Regions from separate parts of the Homo sapiens genome. Here region 1 is linked to region 2. Evidence: chromatin contacts called from ENCODE Hi-C or POLR2A ChIA-PET data. All regions are on one chromosome and are shown on one strand. The core of a region is the stretch at or near the end of the contact, and the rest is flanking DNA. Distances in the headings are between cores, read along the strand shown.

The links. A loop is a pair of places that touch in the nucleus more often than their neighbours do. ChIA-PET counts read pairs that join two places held with the same protein, here RNA polymerase II (POLR2A). Pooled maps may share reads with other maps.
Region 1: a loop to region 2 is called in a map of chondrocyte, with 4 times the contacts of the local background. The contact joins two enhancer-like sites. A Hi-C loop is called at or near these places in 1 of 168 maps with a recorded cell type or tissue (chondrocyte) and 1 of 50 pooled maps. POLR2A ChIA-PET finds 5 or more read pairs at or near these places in 1 of 52 experiments (BJ).

The regions. Positions count from the first base shown.
Region 1 is chr5:93,602,291-93,609,356 of GRCh38, reverse strand. No RefSeq gene overlaps it. Among named protein-coding and RNA genes, the nearest start is that of MIR2277, 15 kb to the left of the region's middle. RefSeq lists a silencer at 1,240-1,534. Within about 2 kb of position 4,981, at least 6 of the 41 ENCODE cell types and tissues checked have a DNase peak (open chromatin) inside an H3K27ac peak, as active enhancers do.
Region 2 is chr5:92,550,703-92,557,055 of GRCh38, reverse strand. It overlaps LOC105379082 (a long non-coding RNA gene), which reads left to right. Exons shown (of 4, transcript NR_188298.1): 4 at 3,585-3,919. Among named protein-coding and RNA genes, the nearest start is that of LINC02058, 390 kb to the left of the region's middle. Within about 2 kb of position 4,320, at least 6 of the 41 ENCODE cell types and tissues checked have a DNase peak (open chromatin) inside an H3K27ac peak, as active enhancers do.

The sequences.
Region 1 (7,066 bases), core at 3,732-6,231, 1.1 Mb before region 2:
TCTAAGCTAGGATCTCAAGAAGGTGATAAAATATATGAAATTTCTTGAGTAAATGGTTGGGGAGGATTTGTAAGCATCTGAGGATCTAGTGATCTATTAGAAGCACAATGCACTCAAATTTGAATTTTCATGATCAACTTTCAACCCTGAAAAAATGAGAGCCATTTGCTTAACTTAATCTGTAACATATGTTTGCACCAGTAGCAGGTTTTTTGGTGTGTGGCTGGGGCTGATCAAGTTGTAAATTTTCTGCTTTAGGTTTTCAGCGCCTGCTAGTTTCAGCCTAACACCTAGAGAGAGTCTTTGCGGGGTTCTTCACCAAAGCAGCCAAGGTTTGACAAAAGGTTTCCAAACCACCGAGCTCTGTGTGTTGTTAATTTCCCCCAAAGGTAGAACATTTCTATACAAATTAGTTTCCAAATCCTAAAAGCAAGTAACAAGTTAAACTCTCCCATGTCAAAGTGTTTAAAGTTATAAAGAGATATTTTTAATTTGCAACCGTTGCCTTCCTCACCAGCAATCCTTTCTTTAAAAAACAGACAATGGTATGAGAGCAGTGGGTGCTGTGAAAATGACATCTTCATTCGACAAAACAATATTCAGGTCTTTTTGGCTTATCTTAATTTTTTCCACCAGAAATTTAGAACTACTGATTTTCTCTCTTCGTGCTTCAACACAAAGGAATCCCTCCAAAAGTGTTTTGAATATCTGAGAAGAATCATTTAGTGATTGAAATAAATATACATTAGAATCCACAAATCATTCTTCTTGTGAAACAAGCTGTGTAGTGACTTTCATTACTAATATTAAAATATATCTCTTTGTAGACATAAATTTTTAGTACTTGGGCTATAAAGAAATCATAATACTTTTTCAATCAATTAATGCTATCTCATAATGACAAATGAAAGTAATAAGTTCCCCACATCAGCCTGATTCATCTTCGAGTGAGAATGGGGAGTAGTGGTGGGAGAGGGTGGTGGACTCTAGTGGGAAACCTCGACGATTGTAAATCACCATCTGGACCTGCTGAGTTGTCCTCTTGAAAACCTCAATCACATTCTTGGAGGAAAGTTACTAAGGTGCCTTTTTAAGTGCACCAGAACAGGTAATTGAACCACACATGTGCCCTAAATTTAGGTGCAGAGTTTCCCTGAATTTCATTATTATATGGATTAAGATGGGCAGCTCCCACCTGGACGATACCTTAATCAAAAAGAGAAAAAGTGTGACGAAAACAAGGGCAATAATAACATTACCAGCACTGTACTGATCAAATGCCCACAAATAGTTCAGAACAACGGTGCTAAAAAGCCGCTTTAATTCTGAAACAGAAAGTCCTGAGACACCGAGCGCCATCTAGCAAGCAAAGTTAGAATCAAAGTATGCCTGAGTCAAGCACAGAGCACAGAAGGACAGGGGATGGGGAGGTAAAGGGGGACTTCGAGATCACTTGCTGTGATTTAACCATCCACCCAGTCTCACCTGAGCCCAGAGCTACCTGCAAGTTTCTGCTCTTCGCCTCACCGACCAGCTCAAATAAACCTAACAACTGAGGTGAGACAGACCGTTTCTGCCTCCAGCCAAGGCTAAAGGACAGCTCCTCGCAGGATTGCTTATTGTCTTTAATTAGAACAGGCCGCTTCTCCATCCCCTCCTACCACCTCCCCAAAATCAGCCTAGTGTCTAACTAGTTTTGCACCTTCTTATCCAAATGGGGACAAAGAGCAGTGCCTGAAAGGCTCACCTTGGGCTGAAATGATTCCCAGGGCTTCAGCGCAGAGGAAAGCGCATCGCTGGGAAAACATAGCACGATATGAGAAGTCACTCTGAGTTTACAAGGCTGCCCAGACGCCTCCTGACAGGCGATCTGAGCTCTCTCCGAGTGGCATAAGACACATATTTACTTAACAAGCCACTGATGGTCATGGAAATGGAATGCTGCCTCCTAAATATAAATGCTGTAACTTTATTCTTCTCCAGGCAACTGGGTCTTTGATATTTTCTTTGGCTGAAGAAAAGTCAAAGGTAGCTAGAAAGCTAGAAAACTACCCTGTTAGTGTGTAGCTTGAAGGGGGTGGGGGTGGGGTTGAAACACTTTTTAAAAATAATTTTAAAGTTTGAATAATGTTACCTAATTATATGAATATTCTTTGGAACTGGGCTAACAATGTAACTACAAAATAAAGCTTCTGGGATTTCAATGTGAAGAAAGTAAAGAATAATCTGCTGGTTTCTGTAGAGGCAGGTACCGCATATTTTTCTTTTAAACCAGTCCATCTGAATTCAAAAGACTGAGAGAGTTCATCTCAATAATATGTGTGCTTTCTAAAGAGTCTTTCTGGAATTTCATTTTAAGGCTGGAAAATAATCCAGTGTATATACATGCTAGTCTTAAACTACTCTTAATTTCCTGCTATTGAATATTGCCTCTATAGTAGCTCATTGATTCACATTGTTCTTAGAATACAGAGCCAGAGCTAGGCTTTTCTATTGTTCTCTCCTCATCTCCATGTCCCACACACAATTTTTTTCCCAGTGAAGTGAAGTTTTGTAAAATAACAACAAAAACAAAAACAAAAAAATTAGAAAATGAAATATTAAAATATTCCTGTTGAATATCAAATGCTACTCCAATCTCAGGTTTGCTACTTAATGAACACAAGCACAATAGATATGAAATAACAGTCCTCTTGATTTTTCTACTGTGCTATTTGCTGTGCAAAACAACCACATTAAGAATAAAGGAAGCATGAGATAAGAGTATGCTTAACACACTCACAGGTCATAGAACTTACAGGAAAAAAAAATCTCAGAAAAATCACAACCCACCCAACAAACCTAAGCCAATAAAGAGAGACTTCATAGTTTAACCCACAATTTAGAACACATCTAATACATTTCTACAAAACCTCCTTTTCTCCTTATGCCTGAAAATATGTGTAAAGATCTGAGGATGGACAGTAGACACAATTCATGCTCTCTCTTATTTCCCTCTCCCTCTCTGAAGTTCAGAAGAAAAGTTCCCAGGGCAGTCTTGCCTCCGGATGCCAATAAAAATTTAACTTTGTGTGTGTGTGTGTGTGTGTGTGTGTGTGTGTGTGTCTTGTTAAATAGTACATTTCTCCCATCAAGGTCTTCTTAAACACGGAACCTTCTCCTAGACAGGGTACCCAGCTGTTTAATTTAACATTGATTTATTGCTTTTAAAAGTAAATTTACACACATGCCAGCAGCGCTCCGTTTTGTTTCCCCAGACCCTGAGATTTATTTTCTACTTAGCGCTTGTCTGACAAAACAATGTCCTTTAACTTTATTACACATCGATAAGGAAATCTGTCTTATTTTTGTTCAGATTTATTGCTGTGTTACTTGTGGGGACTTTTGTGATCCAGAAAGGCTCAGGTCCGAAAATAAATAGAAAATTAAACAGAGTTGATCACAAAATAATGATCAAAACCTTACAATATTGTCCAGCCTATATCAGCCTGCTGGGGGGTGAGGTGGGGTGGGACAGAGGATGATGCTCCCCTAGTGAGCACAGTTGCTCTGGAAGAAAACAAAATGTCTTTAATGGGCAGGTAGCGTTTGAAGGTGGAGTAGCCAAATCTGGGTTCTGTAATATCTCCAAGTTCTTGGTTGAAATGTATTTGGGATTACAGGGCAGGGAGGTGCATCTGCGGGACTCCCCACCCTATGGCGGCCTTACCTCCGTGCAGAACTCCCAATTATCACGCGTTCGTGATGACTGAGCCCAAGGGAATTAAGATGGACTTTGAAGCAGCTTTTACGGTACACTTCATCTACATTTGGGTTTTCTTTAGTTCTCATTAAAAGGGCCACTTTCTTCTTTTCATTGATATATGTCTTTGTGTCCTTCATTTCACACTCTTAAAAAAAGTTCTCTCATCAGATCAAGTGCAAAAAGGAGGGGACGACATAATAACCATCATAATCATGATAACAACAACAACAACAAACAAGTGGTACTGTGGGTTTAAATCTTTTTTAAAAGAAGGTTTTCTCCTCTATATGGCATGGCCCTCCAATTAAAAAAAAAAAAGCTGGGGTTGAGAATGAGGATAATAAAAGTGTTTCTAAGGTTAAATTACATGAAGGCAGGCTTAAAAAAAAATCTCTGAATGTGATGAGCTTTCCTCTCCCATCCTGATTTCTCACAGAGACATTCAGTAATCACTTTAGAGCTGTTCACATGAGGAAATGAGGACACTATCTTTTCTAGTAAGAAGTGAAGATGTGACAGGTTTTGTTATTGGAATGAGGGAGAACTTCGTAAGATATTCCCTTTTTTCGCCCCTACAAACCCAGCATCTTTAAAACCCCCTGTCTGAAAGCGTGACTCGTCTGTTGCCTTTCCACTCTGGTCAGTGGGTCCTCGAAAACACCATAACATGTTTCAATAATTCTGACAAACCCATGAAGATTTTTTAAAGTTAATGAATCATTCTTTCTCCTGAAAACACATAAAAACACGTTTGTGCACGCAATTCCAATCTAATGAGAGAAAGAAAGAAAAGGGAAGGAAGGAAGGAAAGAAGGAAGGAAGGAAGGAACGGAGGGAGGGAGGGAGGGAGGGAAGGAAGGAAAGGAAGGGAGGGTAAGGACAGAAAGGAAAGAAAGAAAAATAGGAAAAAAGGAAAGGAAAAAATATCCCTCTTTAAAAGGGGGGAGGTGGAGTAACTGCGAAACATTGAAAATTCTCCTATTCATATTAGGAGCTTCTTCTTCTTCTTCTTCTTTTTTTTTTCTGTTTGCCCTTTGAAAAGGGGTCCTGTCACTCAGAAAGGGGCTGTTTCTTCAACCTCCTCCCCATCCACCCACCAGCCGGCCCCCCTCAGCCTCGCAGCCGGCCCCGGCCCACCCCGCGGCCCTCCCAGCGCACACACAGTTTCTTCCAAGTGCTTTTTCAAGTAAGAGCCGGAGAGATGAGAGGTGCGGCTTCTCCAGCGCGGAGCCAGACAAGTACTTCTCATCCCGGCGGAGCGCGGCCCGGCGCGGCCAGCCCGAGGCCCGGACGTTCTATGTCAAGAAGCCCCACGGCCCCCCGGGCTGGCCGCCCCTCCCCGCGGCTGGACAGCGACGTCGCGCTCGGGCCTGTCACGTGGCCGCGCCCCCCCGTGCCCCCGCGGAGCCCTTTGTTAAGCCCCCGGGTCTCCACGCGCGGCCGCCGTGGCTGGGGCGGTGCCGCATGGTGGATGCGCCCGGAAGACGATCGGGGTACCCTGGCTTTGCCTCGGCTCACCACGCAGCCCCCAAACACCTTGGGCGGAGGCCCCAAGCACTTGGCAAATCAAGATTCTCAGTCCTTTGAGGAAAACGGCCCTGGGCCACCTCCAGTGTTTCAAACCAAAGGCACAAAGTGGGGCAAGGGGGCCAGTGGAGGGCGCGCCTCTGCACAGGGGTGTAACCACTGGGCTGACTTCCCTCCTCCTTTCCATTCCGCCTCACCAGTTCCTCGCCTTTTTTTTTTCTCTTCTCTTATCCTCTGCCACGCTCAGAGGCTCAGTGGGTGGGAGTGTGTGTGTAAATGTGTGTGTGGTGTGTGTGTGTGTGCGTGCATGTGCAGTTAGGTGAAATTTCATAAGAATATGTCCTAGGCTTATCAACTTGCTAGGTTGAGGGAGGATGTTCTCCAGTAAATGGACTGGAGGGAGAGTTTAAGCGACTTATTTGGGAGGAAATAGGGGGTCAGATTTGGTCTAAGTGGAACATCTGCAAAACATTCAAGCAGCTTATTCAACAAAGAATCTAGCCATTTATTGTAGAAATAATAAAAAGCCACTAATGATTATAGTTCCCACCCCTTCCCCCAAAAGGCCAAATCATAATGAAATAATTCAAAGGTAGGCCTCATTTCCTAATAGTGGAATTAAACAACAACAAAAAAGAGCCCAACTAAACTTTCCAGCTCGGCCTTCTTAAGGGCCTGGGAACCTTGCTGAGAAATTAGGTAAATAAAAGGCGAGATGGAATTTCTGTTGAGCTGAGGCTGCAGTGCCCCGACTTGCACATAGTTCTGCCTTGATACGCAATTAAATTACAGTAAATTCCTCTTTAAATAATAAAATTTGGAAGACTCCTCAGGATTCGAAGATGTCTGGGGTTAAGTAGCTTTTAAAACGTCAGTTTTTAAATGGCTTGTGCAATGAATAGCTACCTTTAAATTCTAAAACCATTATAAATGTGCTATACATCTGGGTGCTAGTTTGTCTCTCCATATTTCTTTTTAAAATGAGGAAAGAATTCATAAAAAGCTACTTGGCACACTTTATTTTAGGAAAGCAGATGTTAATTTTTTCACGTATCATTTTATGACCAAGTACATGTGTAACGTTGGAAAGCATCCAGAACGCCTCTATTATTTGCTAAATGACTGTTAGTTGAGGCGTATTATTCTCAGCCTAACCACGGTATAGGTTATATCAATAAAGTAAACATCTGTGATTTTTTTTTAACCAGGGGAGGGGGTGGGTAGAAAGAGTTACCATAAGCGAGGCAGGGAGGGGAGAGTTTAGGTAGGAAGAGCACACCTGCGTTGTAGCAAATAGAATATTTATATTGTTCGGTGCAAAACAAAGTCCCTCAGTCAGGCACTCGGGGTTATTTACATGGCGGGAGATAAAGTTGAAAGCCTTTTCCGGCGTGCCAAATGGGATTCTCCCAGTGGCCTTCTGCGTAGCAAGATAACTGGTACCGAGTGCTCCTGGCGGCGTCGGGCCTTCTCCCGCCAGCTCCCCTTCCCTGCACGCCAGCCCCAGGCCCAGACCGGGTTGAGCCAGGCGCTCAGGCTCTAGGAATTCCCAGGCACCGCGGAAATTTCAGCGGGGTTCCCAGCCTAGAAATATGCTCAGGAAGCGTCCTCATTTGCCCTGCGTCGCTCGAGGACGCCGGCGCCCAGGATAAGCCAGTGGGGTGATAATTAATGGAATACAATATTTATGGTCCGATGTATTGACTCTGAGGCAAGCGCGCCGTGTAGAGTCCGTGGGGGTCTGACAAACAGGGGTTAGTGAACAAACATAATGACCGGAGTACTTATGTCTAT
Region 2 (6,353 bases), core at 3,071-5,570:
GGACACCCCTGACCTAAAGTGTAATCCATACTCTGATAGATGGTTTTCAGTAACACAAATTCAACATAAAACTGAACATACATTTTCATGAGCAACTACTAGGTTCCAGGTACATGACTGCTATAGAGCATTAGAGTTCTAATACTAAGTAAAGCAGAGTGATTTTTAAAATCTAAATACAGTTTAGCCAGGAAGAGTGAAGTATAAACCAATCATTGAAATTTAGAGGGCACTGTAAAGAAAACCCATATACATGGAAGAAAGAAAAGGCAGGGTCAACTTCTTAGTTGTGAGGAAGGATCTTGAAGAAAAGATTACTCTGTTTTTGCATTGCCATAAAGAAATACTTGAGGCTGGGCAATTTATAAGAAAAAAGGGTTAATTGGCTCACAGTTCTTCAGGCTGTACAGGAAGCATAGTGGCATCTGCTTCTGGGGAGACCACAGGAAGCTTCTAGTCATGGCAGAAGGCAAAGGGGGAACAGGCACATGCTGAAAGCAGGAGCAAGCGAGAGCCAGCAGCGAAGTGCTGCACACTTTTACACAACCAGATCTCCCGTAACTCACTCACTATCATGAGAACAGCAGCAAGGGGATGGTGCTAAACCATTCATGAGACTCCAACCCATGACCCAGTCACCTCTCACCAGGCCCAACCTCCAACATTGAGGATTACAGTTAGACAATTCAATATGAGATTGGGGCAGGGACACACATCCAAACTATATCAGATAATGATAATATGACTTAAAAAAAAAAGATCTGTATAGTCTCACCTAACAGTAGCCTGCCTGGGGCAGGAAGACAAATGGAGTTCATGTCTCTAAATATTTACAATTATAAATTAAGGTAACAAAATTGCTACCCAGAACATATTCAAATGTCCTACCCTGTCAACTATAGCTTTTGAGCAACAAAATATGAAAATAAGTCATGAATCAATGTTTATATGACTGGAGAAAGAAAAATATTAAACATGATGGAATTTGATTATTTCCCATATTTAGATCTTCTGTTTATGAGTAAGGACATTTAAACTAGTAATAAAGGAAACATACATAGTTTATAAATATATGTAAACATTTTATAAAATTTATTTTTCCTACCTTCATTTCAATACAATTCAATAATTTTACTCGTATTTTCAGATTTACACAGATTATGAAAAAATTTTAACCTGAGATTTTTAGTTTTTTAGTTCTAAAGTATATTTTTAATTAAATTTAGCTGTTTTCATAACATTTAATCCACATTACCATCATATGTGCCAAAAAGTAAGGCCAAATTTGATATGTGATTTGCTTTTCAAGAAATAAATTTAATCATCTGGATAACTGAACAAGAGAATGCTAAATATACACTTAAGAAGATAGATAATATTGCAGTTCTTTATTTTTCTGCTTATTACCTGACTTCAAAATGATGATTTCCATAAAATTTCTTGGTAATTCTAAAAGATAGTAGAAACAAATCAAAATGAGAAACAAATGAATAAATAAAATGCAATATTTTATTTGACTTCTGAAAATATATGCAGTCTTAAAGCTATAAACCTTATAACACCAGACCTCCAAAACATCTGGATATGAGGTATTAAATAACATATGGATATCTGATTTTTTTTTCAGATTTCTCCTAGTTTTCGTATAGTGCACATGCAAATTGCAAAGAATCAACAAAGTCTTCCTGATCTCTATATATTTTTTCTTAATAGTTTTCAAGGAAAATGCAGCCAGGCTTGGTGGTCTGGTCATTTGAAATCTCTAAAGGAGCTTAAATATAAGTAAACATCAATGCGAAATCATAAAAACAAAACTGATTGTTATTTCCAACTGCAGTGATTCAATGTTGATGCCCACCCAAGGCAATCCCTTGGTTCCGTCTTCTGACACTGTATTAGAATGTCAACTTGTGGATTCACCTTAGCTGTTAATAAGAAATTTTGTCTTTATCATGAAGATTGGATCTTGGGTCCTTGTGTCAACATTAAAATAGTAATAAAGTGATGAAATACAAAATACCTAGGAATATTATAGGATCTGAATCTTCTAACTGGGTACATAGATACTTGAGCACATTAAATGAATTAGTGTTAATCACAAGTGTATCATGTAACTCAAGTAGATTGTGTGGCCCTGAAATTCCTGAGGGTTGCCTGTTGTTTCACATGCTGCCAGAACTTGAATGCCGCCACCACCCTCCCCTCACCCCACTCCCTGGGGGACTAAGCAGAGATTATTAGACTCTAACTTCCAGAAAAAGGGCTAAGTCTTAAACATATCTAAGATTATTACTATAGAAATGTTATTGCTTAATTTTAATGAGTATGTTGACCATTTAAGTTGACAGTCCTTGTCACAATTTATCAAAGACAAATTAGCATAGTTAGAGTCACCAAAAGGAAACTATTAAAACCTAAGTGTTTTCACTTCTTCTGATCTGGCACTTTTCCTATAGAACTATATATCACTTTAGTGCTTCTTAATTAAAAGTGATGTCTTCCTCCAACTTAGATCTGTACTGCAAACATTCCCTGTCCCATGTTGCTTTTGATTTACAAAGTACAATATAAAACTGGATTATATTATCTTCAAATAAAATCAACACCAGTGATGTTGCTTTGAGTGGTTTATAACAGTGATTTCACTAGATGCAGTGAAAATGCACAATACCTGGGAATTAGAAATTTGCTCTTTTCAAATATTGAAACACTTCCCTTTCTTCTAAATTAACATTATATTTTATTAACCTATAAAATCTCATACTATATGTGTACTTGACTTCTAATATGCTAAATTTAGGGTATCTCCTCTTACTAGGTATTTATTATCGATTAAATATCTAGAGCAGTTATTTAAAAATGCCTATTCCTTTTGTAAATTTAGAGGCTATAGATAGATCAAATTGTAATTATGTAACATTTAATTTTTAGATGAAAATTGTATTGAGATAATTTTATATTCACATGCAGTTGAAAGAAATAATAAAGAGATACTGTGTATACTTTACCTAGTTTCTGCTAAAGGTAAACTATAGTATAACATTAGCCTAGGATATTGACTTTGATATCAATTTTATCCAGCTTTTTCAGTTTTATTTTTACTCATTTGTGTGCATGTATATTTAGTTCTATATGCTTTTATCCATATATTGTTATTAATATTTAATTTTAACATGTAAATATTTTCTTAAATTTTAAGTATCTATTAACTGTTGTTTATGAATTATATGACATATAATCGATCCTTAAAAATATAAAATAACTACTAAAATAGGTTTCTTTTAGTATTCTAATCGATAAAAACATTAATTTTAGACTTGGCTAAATATTACTATCAAGTAGTTTGTAAAGGTTGACTAATAGTTCCCCAAATGAATAGTTTAAAAACACCATTGACATTCTTTTTTCCTTTTGAATTCACACCACAGTTTTTAACTAGAGGTTCAAAAGAGGTTAAGAAATATGAATCCATTTTCAGTATTTGGGGCATCAGCTCATTAAGAGTAATAGAGCAGGCTTCCAGTTTGAAAAAGGCACTGACTCAAATGTGTAATGATTTCACTTTCAAATTTCTTTTATCTCAGCTGCTTCTACTTCAACAAATACAAGTGCTTCAGATATAATAAGAAGACTAATGAGGATTGCAGATGATTACAACAATATTATAATACTTCCCAAGGCATAATGACATTTTTTTCCCAAATTAAGGAAAAAAGGTTTTTTCTTGTTAGAGTCTTTATTGCCTGAATATGACCTCAGTTAAAACCAGGAACCCAACTTTAGAACAAATCTATGAATAAGTATTTTTTTAGTAAGACTTCTTAGCTTATAATGGAAGTTTTATTAACTTTAGCAAGGACTATGTATGTGCTACAGGATTACATCCTTAAAATAAAATGTGCCAAAACGGGTCATTTGACATCACTGCCTCATTGCTGTTCAGAGTTGGCATTTTGCTGATCACCTCACCATGTACTCTTGGGTACTTTCTCTATAAAGTGGTTACAAGTCCAGCCTTCTGATGTTATAGTTGGATGCACTATATAAAAGGGCCATTTTCTACTAAGTACCTTACTTGCTTCAGAGCCAGAGTACAGCTCTTTCATCAGTCACAGTTTTGAAACAGCAGGGGTACAATGTATCAGTTTGTTCAAAGTAGACATTGTGCTGTTTACAGAGAAATTGTGACAAATCAGGAAAGAATTTATAACCAACGCTATACAACATAACTTAAACAACAAAAAATAAAGTGCATAATCTGACTCACAAAATGAGACATCTGCAAACCACTACAGCAAATTGTGTAATGAACAGCCTCTCCAGGGTCTTCATGTAATTCAAAGCTGTTTTTGGCTCCCTTTCATTCTGAGTTTGAAGACAGATTATTTTACAAGGTACATCAGCCTTTAGGGAACAGCAATTTCCTCCTTCCCTCAGCCTTGCCTCCCCACAACACAAATGTAACTTTTTAAACTGTTTATCTTTGATCAAAAATATATTACTTAGCGTACTAAGTAAACAGCCGAACATTTTGTCATAGAAATTATTGCTTCCTGTGGCTATTTTTAGTGGCTTTTTTTCCCCACATTTTCTGGGCAATTGGTAATAAGGCTGATAACCCTGCCATTTGTTGCTGTAATGATCTCAGAAAAACATTTTGAAATACGATCTGCTCTTTAGTGTAATGGATAAACTACTATGCTGCCAGGAATTATACCCAACTTCCTCACTCAATAGTCATGGGAACTTAAGCAACAACCACAACCCACACACATAATGCAGGAAACGATACGGAACACATATATTACATTTCTGTGGTGATGTGGTTACCAAGAATGGGCACTAGCGTTGCTGAAGCACCAGAAATATTAAATCAAGATGATGCAAAATATGGAAATGCTGATATACTATACTCAATTGTAAATTATCTTGCTTTTTGAAACAGTTTGCTAGCCACCTATTAAATGATGAATTTTCTCTAAAATAATACATTTAAATATAAAAAAGAAAGCATTTTAAATAGAATGCCATTCAATTTTGCTTTTTGCTGTTATACAAAATCATTTTCAGTCCTATATATATTCACAATACTTCTAATATTCTTGAATACAGCTTCATTATCTTTTTCTTAATTTGAATTTGAAAATATTATAAAACAATCAGCATGCTTCTATTATTTATAAATTCTTTTTAATATTCATATTAGAGAAGTTATATATTTGTACATATTGCCTGTTTTTTTCTGTTTCCAACATTTACTGTGGATGATTTATTATTTGTATATATATATTTTTTAACTATAATTTTGGAACTACACTGCATCTTTACGTCTAGAATAGACCTTAAAAGTTAGGGGTTATCAGCTCTACTTGTTTCTTCTGTGTCTGACATATAGCCAGAGCACATAAAACAAGTCTTTACCTGTTTTCTAATACTTACTGATTGCACTGTGGGTAGTTTGAATTTAGAGACAAATATTTACTTGATTTTTATCAAAAATATATCTATCATACTACTTCTTATGTTTAAATGATTGCTTTTATTTTGTTTCTTAATATAGAAGTACCAGTAATTCTATGAATGGTGAAAGAAAAATAACAGTTTTGTTGTTTCTCTTCTAATATCTGTCTTAATCACTAATCTGATAATTTAAAAATATATATGTATATATTTATATATACATATATATATAGAGAGAGAGAAACAGAGAGAGAGAGAGAAATTTCATGCTCCATACTATGTTTCCCAAATCCTATACCTCTTAAAAAGATTATGGAACCTGGAACCTGGAGAGAAAAAAAAATGAAACCAAACAATATCTCAGAAATGTAGAGACTCGGGATCTGTGAAGTCGCTTCTGATGTGGAGATGCTTTTTGAAGTTTTAAAATGACAGCGTTGAAACATCTCTCTGCCTTCCCTTTGCGCTCTCTTATATCTGCTTAAGTGTCTTTGTCAGAAGTATTCTTCTGGTAACTATGGCTCAATCCAAGAATTCTCTAGAGAATTCTTAAAAGTATTTGTTAACAAATAAGAAAGTTTATTACTGAGGGCAGACCTCATTTTAAAAATATGTTATTCTATTACTAAATGTGCAAAATTGGATATATATATATACACACATATATGCACACAACTGCTTAGCAATCATGTTACGTGTTCCTCAAAATTGCATTTATCTTTATGGTGTAAGACTATCTACAATAATTCTCAAGGTCTGTTTTCTGATGAAGAGAAGGTGGAGATGTAAAATGATACTATTTTTTCTTCCTAAAATTGTCATAGAAACATGTTAAGTCCTTAGCTTTCTGGTCCCCACTGAGGCCCAGAACACATGAGTAGATGATGTAGCAA